Linked DNA regions of Homo sapiens: all the other regions are linked to region 2. The links are chromatin contacts, found by Hi-C or POLR2A ChIA-PET in ENCODE. All regions are on one chromosome and are shown on one strand. The core of a region is the stretch at or near the end of the contact, and the rest is flanking DNA. Distances in the headings are between cores, read along the strand shown.

What was found. A loop is a pair of places that touch in the nucleus more often than their neighbours do. ChIA-PET counts read pairs that join two places held with the same protein, here RNA polymerase II (POLR2A). Pooled maps may share reads with other maps.
Region 1: a map of CD8-positive, alpha-beta T cell shows a loop between it and region 2 (10-fold over the local background). The contact joins the promoter of CAPRIN1 here to the promoter of QSER1 in region 2. A Hi-C loop is called at or near these places in 5 of 168 maps with a recorded cell type or tissue (B cell, CD8-positive, alpha-beta T cell, OCI-LY7 and 2 more), 6 of 37 single-sample maps with no recorded cell type and 15 of 50 pooled maps.
Region 3: a pooled map shows a loop between it and region 2 (4-fold over the local background). The contact joins the enhancer-like site here to the promoter of QSER1 in region 2. A Hi-C loop is called at or near these places in 2 of 50 pooled maps. POLR2A ChIA-PET finds 5 or more read pairs at or near these places in 2 of 52 experiments (A673 and WTC11).

Annotation. Positions count from the first base shown.
Region 1 is chr11:34,050,302-34,054,393 of GRCh38, forward strand. CAPRIN1 (cell cycle associated protein 1) reads left to right here and starts at 1,430. Exons shown (of 19, transcript NM_005898.5): 1 at 1,430-1,570; 2 at 2,120-2,335. The coding sequence starts at 2,120. LOC101929918 (a long non-coding RNA gene) reads right to left here and starts at 3,026. Exons shown (of 3, transcript XR_931177.3): 1 at 2,018-3,026; 2 at 370-732. RefSeq lists silencers at 1,085-1,284, 1,144-1,693, 1,734-2,033 and enhancers at 2,644-2,713, 2,784-2,853, 2,924-2,993, 3,024-3,303.
Region 2 is chr11:32,890,439-32,894,200 of GRCh38, forward strand. QSER1 (glutamine and serine rich 1) reads left to right here and starts at 2,373. Exons shown (of 13, transcript NM_001076786.3): 1 at 2,373-2,896. The coding sequence starts at 2,688. RefSeq lists an enhancer at 724-1,298 and silencers at 2,046-2,665, 2,746-3,145.
Region 3 is chr11:33,940,963-33,945,039 of GRCh38, forward strand. No RefSeq gene overlaps it. Among named protein-coding and RNA genes, the nearest start is that of LMO2, 51 kb to the left of the region's middle. RefSeq lists cis regulatory regions at 583-1,180, 3,673-4,077 and an enhancer at 1,777-4,077. Within about 2 kb of position 2,054, at least 5 of the 41 ENCODE cell types and tissues checked have a DNase peak (open chromatin) inside an H3K27ac peak, as active enhancers do.

The sequences.
Region 1 (4,092 bases), core at 180-2,679, 1.2 Mb after region 2:
CTACTCTCTGCTCTTGCCACTATGGTTTCCGTGCTGTTCCTTGAACCCAAAAAGCACACTCCGTCTCAGATCTTAGTACTTGGTGTTTCCTCTACCTGGAAAATTCCTCCTCCAAGGTAGCTGCTTAGCCTTCTTCCTCACTTCCTTCAGTACTAGCTCAAATGTCAGTAAGGCTTTCCCTGACCACCGTTTTTTCTTTTCTCTACCATTTCACTATCTGACATGTATTTACTTGTCTTCCCCTTACTTAGATTGTAAGCTCCATGTAAATATGTTTTGTTCATAATCCCTAGCACTTAAGAGTTCCCAGCACACAGTAAGGTGCTTAATAAATATTTGAATGAATATATAACAGACTTTGCAGCTAACCAGGATATCTTGAGGTCGGAGGCTGCTGTTGTTTCTCCAGGCTCCCTCAGGATGCACTGTTGCCAGTCAGCGTTACTCATTTTATTCCCTAGGGAACAGTGGGTTTGGTAGAACTCTCTTCTAAATCTCTTTTTCATAGAATTTAAATTATAAATTGGTCATTTACTGTTGTCACACAATATTGCGTTGCTGAATTTTCCACTGATTATATTCATTTTATTTCCTCCCAGAACTTGGTTTCTTGTTTTTCTGCTCACTGTCCACACCCACTCCACCCCAAGGCTGGAATAATTCTCTTGGAGCAAAAAAATCATCTTTTTCTTTGTATTTCATTGAACGTTCTCTTTACAGTGTTAGGTAAACCTAAAAAAAAAGGAAACAAAAGTCTAATAATTCGTAATACTCAGGCCTACTGGATGTATAACATCATAGGGTAGCTGAAGACTCTTTGTGAGGCCAGAGCTTTAGGATTTAAAAAGCCACCAACCATGACCGTGTCCGACACGTTCTACAGAGAACTCCTAGGTTACTGGGTGATTGTTTGGTGGGGAAGCGGCGAGTTGTCTTTTTTTCAAAAGACGTTTTGGGGTATGGAGTTTGCTCGCTCTGCATACAGAAGGAATTCTAGAAGCTGGGATCGCACCACCCACCCCACGCACCCCTTACTTGCAGAAACCTTTGCCCCCCAACCCCCACCCCCACCCCAAATAAGGGCTCTTCAAGGGGCAGTTGCCAGCTCCAGAGCCAGCTGCTTGACACCTATTGTCCCCGTTTGGGCGTCAAACGATTTCGCCTGAAGGACCCTAGCGTCGATTGCTCTCAAAACTCAAGGGGCCTTTCCTTCGGCCTTGCCGGGGCCATCCCCACCTGCGTCCAGGAGGCGCCCCACAGCGCCGGGGCCGGGGGACGGCGGAGAAGCTAGCGGGCGGCCTCTTCCGGGCAGGCGTTCGCGCCGGGCAGCCCGAGCGGCCGCGAAGGCCCCCGCTCTCCGCTTCTCCCGCCCCTCGCGACCCAGAGGGCTGCTGGCTGGCTAAGTCCCTCCCGCTCCCGGCTCTCGCCTCACTAGGAGCGGCTCTCGGTGCAGCGGGACAGGGCGAAGCGGCCTGCGCCCACGGAGCGCGCGACACTGCCCGGAAGGGACCACCACCCTTGCCCCCTCAGCTGCCCACTCGTGATTTCCAGCGGCCTCCGCGCGCGCACGGTGAGCGCCACCCGGGACCGAGCCGCTGCAGGGGAAGAGGGCCGCTGCGCCCGGGTGTCCTTTATCTCCGGACCCGCTGGAGCTTCCGAGGGGCTTGCCCCCAAGTCCCCCCACCCCACCCCGGTCATTTCCCATGCCCTTCTCTGCCCCCAAGCCCCGACCTCTCTCTTTCCTCCCTTCTCCGGAAGCCGGCAAAAGCCGGCCCTCCCCGGTAGGGACCGTTGCAGTGGCCGTTGGCGGCCGGCGCGGCGATGCCCCGCCTCCGGCGCGAGCCTCGGAGCCCCCGGGCTGGTAGGCCGAGCCGGCGGCTCCGCGGGGGAGGGGCGGGTCGGGGGGCGGTGCGAGGCCCAGCCGGGCGCCCCGCTGGCGGGTCGCGCGCGCGCCCGCGCACTCTTCCTGCCCTCGAGGCGCGCCGCGCCCCCTCCCCCACCCGCTCGCGTAGGCTACCGCTCGCTGCGCGTTTTGTCCCGCGTCTCGCCCCGTCCGTCTCCTGACTGGCCGCTCTTGTCCTTCCTCCCGCTTTTTCTTCTCTCTCCTTGCGGTCTGAAGATGCCCTCGGCCACCAGCCACAGCGGGAGCGGCAGCAAGTCGTCCGGACCGCCACCGCCGTCGGGTTCCTCCGGGAGTGAGGCGGCCGCGGGAGCCGGGGCCGCCGCGCCGGCTTCTCAGCACCCCGCAACCGGCACCGGCGCTGTCCAGACCGAGGCCATGAAGCAGATTCTCGGGGTGATCGACAAGAAACTTCGGAACCTGGAGAAGAAAAAGGTGCCAGGAGTTGGCGGGGAAGGGAGGGGTGGCTGCGGCCGGGCTCTGCGGCCCCTCCGACCCTGGTCGCTGGAGCCTTCGCTTCTTTTCGTCTCGGGAGCGTTACTAGGTCCCCTCCTCCCACCCCCTGGCCCACACGCCCCGTCTCCACGTTCAGCGGGAGCTTCGTGCCCAGAAAACGGGCTCTTGGAAGAGGCACTTGTCACCTGACTCGGACGCGGCACTGTACCCCAGGCCTCTTTATTACTCTTCCGCTGTGGGTCCGGCTTTTTGGCCTTTAGGAGTGGGACATGTGAGGGTGGGGGCCTGTCGTCAGGACTTCACTGTATGGTGCCCTTCTTTCCGTCTCTGAGGCCCGATTTCTCTGACGAGGGCCCAAAATGAAGAGGTCCCTGCGCGGGGGGCTCCGGGTTCAACCGACCGCCTCGTGGAGTTGGGGCGGCCTGCGTCCTGCAGCCTTGGGGTCTGTCCGCTCGGTTACCATGCACTCGAGACCTGTCGAGCGTCCCCTCTTCTTCCGTAGGAGAGAAGTGTGTTTAGAATCTTAAGGTAGAACTGCCTTTCCGGCAGGCCCATTTTGAATGGGTCTTCGATTTGCTACCCCCGCGCCCATGCGATGGGCTCCCCTGCGTTTCCCTCTTTGTTTCAATTGTTTAGGTGTCCCCCCGAGCCTCAGGCTCAGCTCAATCGCGAGATGATTTTCTGCAGCGACTTTTTGTTCCTAGGGGACTGTGAAGGGGCGGGGGACTGCCACGATTTAGATTCGTTGGGGGCTGGGTCCTGGGGAGACTGGAGAGGATGGCTGGGACTCGGGGCACATGGAGAGAGCGTCTAACATGGCGGCGGCTGCGGGGAGAGGGAAGCGCTTTACTGGAGCTGCATTGTGAGCACAAAGCGAAAGCAGAGGGGGAGGGCAGAGACCAGGCAGCCGCCCCGACTGGCCTCCTTAGGCCCCCCTCTAAAAAAAAAAAAAATCGAGCCACACCCACGATTTTTTGGATTCAATATTTAGTCCTTGTAGATCAAACTACTGAGGTATATCTTCATCTGCAAGTCAGCCTTTTGTTTTATGCTTTCATCGCAGGACAGTGTAAACTCTTGTTTAGAGGGGCGTGTGTATGTATGTAGAGAAAAGGTCTGGGCAGAGTGAATAATTAAAATGAGTAAGATCAGAGGTGGAAGGGGAGAAACAAATTAGTCGTTTGTAAAAACGAGGTAATTACGTCTGTGACTATCATGTTAACTTGAATTTTACCTTATAAAGTAAAATGAAGCCTTGATAACTTCTACTTGTCTGCCTCTAGGAAAACATATTTATAACATCTTGAATTTCCAGGAAATCATTTTGCAGTGTTTATGTGGCCAGACACCTAATAGTGTTACTTGAGGTGCTGATATAGTAACTGGCTAAAACTTGGGCTGTGGGAAATAAGTTGAAGAAAACTGGTGATGTTTAGGTCTTATTAATTTTACTTATATATTTTACATTTTGGGAGAGTTTTAAAACATTTAGATTTGATACTTCCCTGTTTCATCTTCGGTATTGAAGGTTGGAAGTTTTACTTGAATTTCATGGACTTGGGATTTCTTTTTTTTCCCAATCCTTTATTTTGATAAATGTATGTTTTATTATAGGTAATTGGAATAGTAAATGTAGTTACATCAAGAAAGTAACAAAAGTATTTTAAGTGTAAGGTAGCTACATTCAAATGTTGAATGGAATAAGCATGCCCAAGGCCAGTATCTTCTGAGTCTGA
Region 2 (3,762 bases), core at 1,123-3,622:
GAGGCTGAGGCAGGAGAATCGCTTGAATCCGGGAGGCGGAGGTTGCAGTGAGACGAGATCACCCCACTGCACTCAAGCCTGGGCGACAGAGCGAGACTGTCTGAAAAAACGAACAAACAAAAACACGGGACCAACAATGCTCATTCTAGAGTTTGACATTACCTAGATCAGACTTGAAGCAGCTTGGTTACGAATCATTTGAGAGATCCCGAAACGTTCACAGAGCTGGAAGTATATTTTCAGTAGGGAAGAAGACATTCTTCAGATAGTATCATCAAGTGTACAAAATTTTTAAAAGATTTATTTACATATATCAAAGCATCACATTGTACCCCATAAATGTATGCAATTATGATTTGTCAATTAAAAATAGTATTGATAAAAAATGTAATGATGTTATTTGTAGACATGTAACATTTGAAAATAAATATAATTGTACTGATTTAGAGTGAACTAAGGAAATTTCATTTAAATGGCAAAGGAACATATGGTGACAGAGTAATATTACTAAAAATACTCACTAGAATTTTCCCTTAATATCTTTCCCTGATTTATGTGACATAAACAAACTACATAATGGTGTGAGGGACTATAAAGGTTTTATTGCCACTTGTTTGGTATTGCCTGCGTAACTCACTCTGAGTGCCAGTTGTGGGTATCTCAAACTAAGTGTCATAAAACATTTATAGCATGCCACTCCATTTCCTATACTTTTCATAGAGACAAAACTTTAGCGCTCACAAAAGTACTTATAAATATAATAGCTAGTTGTGAAAACTTTTTAATTTAGATCCCACATTTCCAGTTTGCAGGAAGAAAAATAAATGTAATGAAGATTTACGTTACTTCTCTGCATGAACTCAGATTAGTTCGCAAATTCCTTTTCAAAGAAAAACCACTTTTCAAAGATATCCTCAGTAAATGCATTTTGTAATTAACATAAAATTGGCAAAGTCGCTGTGCCTACACGTTTGAATTCATGTGTAAATAACGACTACTCACTTCCTTGCTTCCCCACCCGGGGACCAGGCTCCAAGCATCACAGGTGCAGAAAGACTTGCAAAAAGGAATGAATAGGAACAAAAGGATGTAGGCGCCAGGAGGAAAACAGGATCTTCCAGAACAAAATTAATCTCGCAAGGCATAGCAGATCCAACACCAGATTATTACCAAAGTTTAAACTTTTTCAATGGTCATCAGAGATAGCGTATCAAGTTTATTAGGTCTTTCACTACGGCTGATTTGCTTAAACCTTTATGTTATGCTTATCTTGAGGGATAGATTTCTGTGCTAAGCACATAATAGGTGTTAAACCAATATTGATTTTTAAAAGGAGGTGGTCATTAAATAGAAATTTTACTGTTATTTTAACCTTTAAATTTATGGCCCAAGGGCCAAACGATGATTTGTACGATTCCCTAGTTTCAATACTTGTGAGTTATTACAAGAAATACAACTCTGCTATGCAACAGAAGAACCGCAAATAGTCATTAAATTACCGCACACCAAGCAGCTTGGAGATCAGATAGGAAATGTTTGGGGAGAGAGTCCTGCTGAAGTTCCAAGTCTCAAACAAAACCCCTCAACATCAGAGTGCATGGTGAGTTTAAATTTATTGTAATTAAAGTCATCCAGATGGTAGTTGGATTAATCAATGAAGAGGTGGTTATCTATCTTGGGATAGAAGATTCTGAAACCCAGAGCGAGAAAAATCCCCAAGGTGGGGGTGGGGACAGTTAATAAGAGCCCTTGGGAAAGGCCCTTTCAGCGAGGATTGGAAAATAATACGTTTGAATTTGAATCTCTTTGAATATAAATCTCCCCTAACAGCAGGAAAAGGGTCCTCTAGCCCAGCAAGCTTTGGGGAGGGAGTAAGCGGAACTGCAAAAGAGCTCGCTCAGCTGTTTCTGGATTGGGGCGCAGAGAAAGAAATCGCGATCAGGGAACTGAGTACTGGAGTCCCTCAAAATAACCCGAAGGGTCAAATAGTGAGCTCCAAGCAAAGCGTTGACCCGGCTACCCCTGAGCAGCGCCCTACGCTGGGTTCCACTCCACTTCCCCTCCCCCGCGCGGGGCGATAGCCAGGCGCGGTCCCTTCCCACGCGGGCCGCGGCGAGTGCGGACAGCTCCCTTCCGGGCTGCGGAAGGCGGGAAGTCTGCGGTTCGCGGGCTCCGGCTGGCGGGCGCCCCTCGGAGTCCCTGAAGTCGGCCGGGCCCCGCAGGACCCGCGCCTTCTCGGCCCCAACTGTCCCTCGCGAAGCGTCCTGCGGTGGCGGAGGCCTCGCGGCCGCCCGCCAGCCCCGCGAGCGGCAAGCGCGGGGCTCAGAGGGGAGGCGGGGCAAGGCCGCGGGGCGGAGGGGGGCGGGAGGTGCATCCTGGGAAATCCACCAACATGGGGCGCAGCGGCCGCCGCCGCCGCCGCCGTCGCCGCGAGTCCCGGCCGCGGGTGCCTCCGCTTCCCTGACGCCCAGCTGGGGCCTCGCCGCCCGCCGCGGCCCGGGTCTTTGCGGCCCAGACTCGCCAGCGCGCCCTTCTCCCGCCTGCTCGCCGGGGCCATGTGAGGGGGCAGCTCCCTCCACCGCCGCCGCCCCCTCTTCCTCCCCCGCCCCCTCTCCCTGCCCGCCCCCGTCACACGGAGCCCTGGAGGATCCCCCGCTGCTGCCCGCCCTCCCTACGCCACCCCCACGATGGACAGGAACTACGCGACCTCGGGCTTCACCGAGCCGCCGCCGCCGCCGCCGCCCGCGCCCCCCGCCGCCCCCGTCCCCGCCAGCGCCGCTGCGCAGCCCCCCGCCCCAGCCTGGGCGTACGAACCCCGAGCCGCCGCCGCCGCCGCCAGCAGCAGCTGCAGCAGTGGCAGCTGCAGTAGCGGCAGCAGCCCCAGCCTCAAGGCCAGGTAGGGAGGGTGGGCGGCGGGGTCGCGGTGGACCAGGAAAGGCCGGGGATGCGTTTGGGGCCTTCGCTCGGTTGCAGCGCCGCCCAGAGGTCTGGGCCGGGCGGGGAGCCCTCCGCTCGCCCTCGGCCAGCTCGGGGGAGGCGGCTGATGACTCCTACGGGGTGGTCGCGGGTAGGTGGGGGCGCCCGGTGCAGGATTCGCGCCTGGGGACGGCGGGTGAAGGAATAGCTGGGCGGGAGTCGTGGGGCTCCGTCACCTCTTGGGTCCTGGGCTCTCACATGGTGAAGTTTGGGCTCGTGGCTGAACTCGGGATCTGTGAGACCCAGGATTGGCGCCGGGGGTCCGAAGGGGGCGCCGGAGAGTTTGGGGCAGTGGCGATCCATTGTATTGGAACCTGGGTGGCCGACAATGCGGTCTTGGGGACTCCGGCGTGTGAGGGTTGCGGAGGCGGGAGAGGAAGAGTCGCGGAACCGCGTCCCGGAGACACTGGGGGGCCCGGGAGGGCTGGGCTACGGGAGAATCCCCGGGGCGCAGGGCAGAAGAGGGGGCCCGGCAGGGCGCGAACGCGGCTCCAGGGCCGGGTGACATATGTTTGCGCTGGTGGCCAAGATTTAGGCGATTTTTCTTCCACGCGTTCAAAGTTGCTCTTAGGTTTCCTCCCCTTTTAACAACAGCAGGAAGTAAGGAATCTTTCTTTGCCTTCTATGCCTCGGGGTGACTGAGAGTTGGGAAGAAATGGGGCGGGGGTTGGGGTGGGGGTAGTGAAGGCCGTAAAGGTTGAAGAACCAAAGCATGCTTCTCCATCTCGGCCTTTAAGGTCCGGGTGCATTATGTAGCGTGGGGTTCAAGAGTTCATCTTGCATGAC
Region 3 (4,077 bases), core at 804-3,303, 1.1 Mb after region 2:
TCTCAACAAACAAACAAATAAACAAACAAAAAGCCCTTGGGCAGAGTGGGTGATACGGCAGCACCCAGCAGGATTAGAGACTGCCTGCCAAGTGCACAGAGAGAGACGTGGGTTCTGATTCCCGGGGAGCTCAGGCCTGGGGAATGGCCCCTAAGGCAGCTGAGACTGGGATGTGGCTCTACTCCAGGCCTTCTCATCAGGCCAGCTTCATCCCTCCTCAGCCTTCATCTCTGAGGTGGCTGCATTTCCACCAAGCAGAGGCACCCCGATCCAGCCTTCAGGAAATTATTGCTTGGGGTTGGGGGCAGTACTTAGTGGCAATAACAACAATGGCAATAATAATAATATAGTTACCATTTATCAGGTGCTTACAAACGTTAAAGTAATCCCATTTAACCCCCACAATGATCATTTGAGGTAGATTCTCTTATCATCCTCACTTTACAAATGGGGAAACTGAGGCTCAAAGAATGGACTTCTCAAAGTCACACAGCCAGTAAACATAGAGCCTGGTTCCTCCAGCTCCAAAGCACATGCTGTCGTAGGAGTTAGGGACACATTTACAACTGAAATCATTAACCAGGTTGCTTGTCATCATGACCTAAAAAAGAAAAAAAATGGTGGGGGGTGGTCTCTAGCCTGCTTCCATTTCTCCAATGATCCTGGCTCTGATGCAGCTCTTGGCTCTTGGTTTGGGAACCCTGCTGTGGGACTCAGGGCTCTCTGGCCAGCAAAGGGTGTGTGTGTCTGTGGGGCGAGCCACGCTATCACACTGAAGTAGAGTAGAGAGGAAGTGACTCAATCATCAAAGGCCTGGTCTTCCTCGGGGAACTGTCCCTAATCACAATTATCCCACTACAATAATACCATTTCAGAGACACTGTGAGCCAGGGCACTGTGTAGCCATGTAAACTGCTTCCTGTATCTGCCAAACCCAACAGCATTCGGCAATTAATAGAATCCAGCGAGGCCTCCTGCTCCGATAAGGCCAGAGCCATGCTGCTGCTGGCCTTGTTGTTCTAATGACGAATAGCCCTTACATTGCAAAGTCATCCTCTCCTCCCTGCTAGTGGGGCCACAGTGGCCTGGGGTCCCAGGAGGCCAAGGAGGGCTATGCACAATCTGCTTGGTCTTAAAATTTCATTGAGATGAAAATTATTTTCACTGTCTTGCTAAATAAAAATCATGACTATCCAGGTCACCCTCAGATTCCTTGGTGGAAAGGTGATGATGTGGGAATGGGTAGGACCCCTGCAGCCTAGAATGGAAACCCCAAGTAAGTAGGCACTTCATGAGGTGGCTCAAAGGAAGAAGGAGTTAGAAAAAGTTAATACAATGTGACCTCTAGATTGTATCAGGGCTCTGGGATATTCACGAACCTCAGATCCTTGGCAGAGGGCGGTGGCTCACACCTGCAATCCCAGCATTTTGGGAGGCTGAGGTGGGAGGATACCTTAAGGCCAGGAGTTCAAGATCAGCCTGGGCAATATAGTGAGACCCCATCTCTCCAAAAATTTTTTTAAATAGCTAGGCATGGTGGTACATACCTGTAGTCCAGCTACTTGGAAGACTGAGGCAGGAAGGTCCCCTGAGCCCAGGATTTTGAGGCTGCAGTGAGCTATGATTGCATTACTGCACTCCAGCCTTGGAGACAGAGTGAGACCCCCATCCCTTAAAAAAAAAAAAAAAAAAAAAAAGAGCCTAGGATCCTCATAATCAACTGCTTTGCAAGGCATAGAGAAACACTGGGGAAAATGATGTAGCCCCACAGAAATTCTTTGTGGTCCTCCAGATGCTGTTGGGAGATGCTGTTTCAGTTTTAGGGCCTTCCTGAATGTCCAGGGTGAATGTAGTTTGACAAATGATGGTGGCCTGGCAGACCCACCTGGGTCTGCCACCCAAGCTCAGGGTCAAACAAGGTAGATGCACTTTAAAACACTGTTCTTCCCATTTTTCTATTTTCCTTTTGGTAACCAGTGCCCTCATTTCTTGCCACTGGGTGGGGCATCCTCATTTTCTTGTGAAGGATCAAGTGTCCGCATTCTCTAGGGGAAGAGTTGATTAATTCATTTGACTCATTTTGGATGCTTCAGCCAAATTCCCACGGAGGTCACGCTGGTCACACTGACTGTGGTGTGATTCTGGCTCTCTTCTCAGAGGAGTGACTTCAGAGCTGGCTCACTCTCCCCCTCCCAAGAACAATGCAAATGAAGGCAAAGGGATTTTTGCCTGAGCAAGGCCAGAAGAAACTTTGGGGAGGAGGGAGAGGCCCAGAGGATGTGGGTGTTTTAAAATTGGCTCTCGATTTTCTGGAAGACATACTCTCTCTTTCAAGGTGATTTGCAAATTGTACTCAAGCATGGTCATTTCCCCTGATTTAGGTCTTTTTTAATTGTTAGTTACTATTCTGAGTTTGGGGCCCATTCTGATGAATTTTCTTGGTAGAATTTTTTTTTTTTTTGAGACAAGTTCTCGCTCTGTTACCCAGGCTGGAATGCAGTGGCAGGATCTTGGCTCACTGCAACCTCCGCCTCCTGGGTTCAAGCGATTCTTGTGCCTCTGCCTCCTGAGTAGCTGGGATGACAGGTGTGCGCCACTACGCCCAGCTAATTTTTGTATTTTCAGTAAAGACAAGGTTTCACCATGTTGGCCAGCCTGGTCTCGAACTCCTGACCTCAAGTGATCCACCTGCCTCGGCCTCCCAGAGAGCTGGGATTACAGGTGTGAGCCACCGTGCCCGGCATTTTTATTATTATTATTATTTTGTAGACACAAGTTTTCACTATGTCGCCCAGCTGGTCTCGAACTCTTGGGCTCAAGCAATCCTCTTGTCTTGGCCTCCCAAAATGCCAAAGTGCTGGGATTTACAGGCGTGAGCCACCGTGCCTGTCCAGAAATCTCTTTTTCAAGCTCTAGTCGTTTTATACTATAATAGAAGGGACTGGGGAGGTAGAGAGGAAGTAGGAATGGAGCGGGTACTCTGGCATAATGGGTGGTAGTTTGGCTGCTAGGATTTGAGTCCCAGCTCTGCACCTCCTCGCTGTGCAACCTTGGACAAGTTACACACCTGTCTCCATCTCAGTCTCCTTGCCTGTATCATGGTGGTAATTATAGGACTCACTGCACAGGATTGTTGTGCTGGTACATGGAAGTGCTCATTACCCACATAGGGAGCTACTAATGATGTTTAATTTTTATTTGTATTAGAGTATCCCTTTTCCCTACTTCTCAGTGTCCAGACCTTCCTCAGGAATAGCCTACCTACGAAACGTCCCTTATTATATGTGTAATAGAATGAAATATACAACTCATACCCAGGTAAGGCTTGGACAGGAGACTCACTACTCAACTAGGTAGTCCATTTCGTTTTCAGATCATTCTGGTTGATAGAGATTTCTTCTTTTATTTGAATTAAATGCTGTTGCTCTGGAGCCATCATTTAGTTTTTGCTGTGCTCTCCAGAACCATAGGAAATTTAGGTCTAACACTGCTTCTGTGTGGAAACTCATCAAATATTACAAAAGAGTTGGTATATTCCTTCCGAGATGTCTCCATCCAGAATGCTTGTGAGTCCAGTCCATGAGGCTGGTCACTCTCATTGGAACATGTCCCCATTTATCAATTTCTGTCTGGTAGGAGGGTGAGATCAAAGAAATCAGAAGACTCATTCGTTTAACAGGAAACACCATCCAAGTTTCATATATTTTGTTACGGAGGTGAATCTCTGCCCCTATGGCACCAAAATGGTTGGAGGTGGCTGATTAATGAGAGGTGGTTCTGGAGACTAAGCACACCCCAATGCCCTGTAGCTGGTAGAACATTTCCGTCACTAGAAGTAATGGAGGTAGCTTTAATGGAAAGATGACAGGGCCCCTCTGAGGCAGGGCTGTGGCTCAGCCTCCCCAAGGCCTGGCAGCAGGTTGGGCCAGATAACAGCTGGATAGCAGCATCAGGGAGCCACAGGAAGACCAGTACTAATCTCTCTGGCCATGTTGTGTGAACATCTGGGATCTGGGGAAGGGACACTATGGTCTTTGATGCATTTGATTTGGGCCCAGGAGACCTCCCACTCCCTTG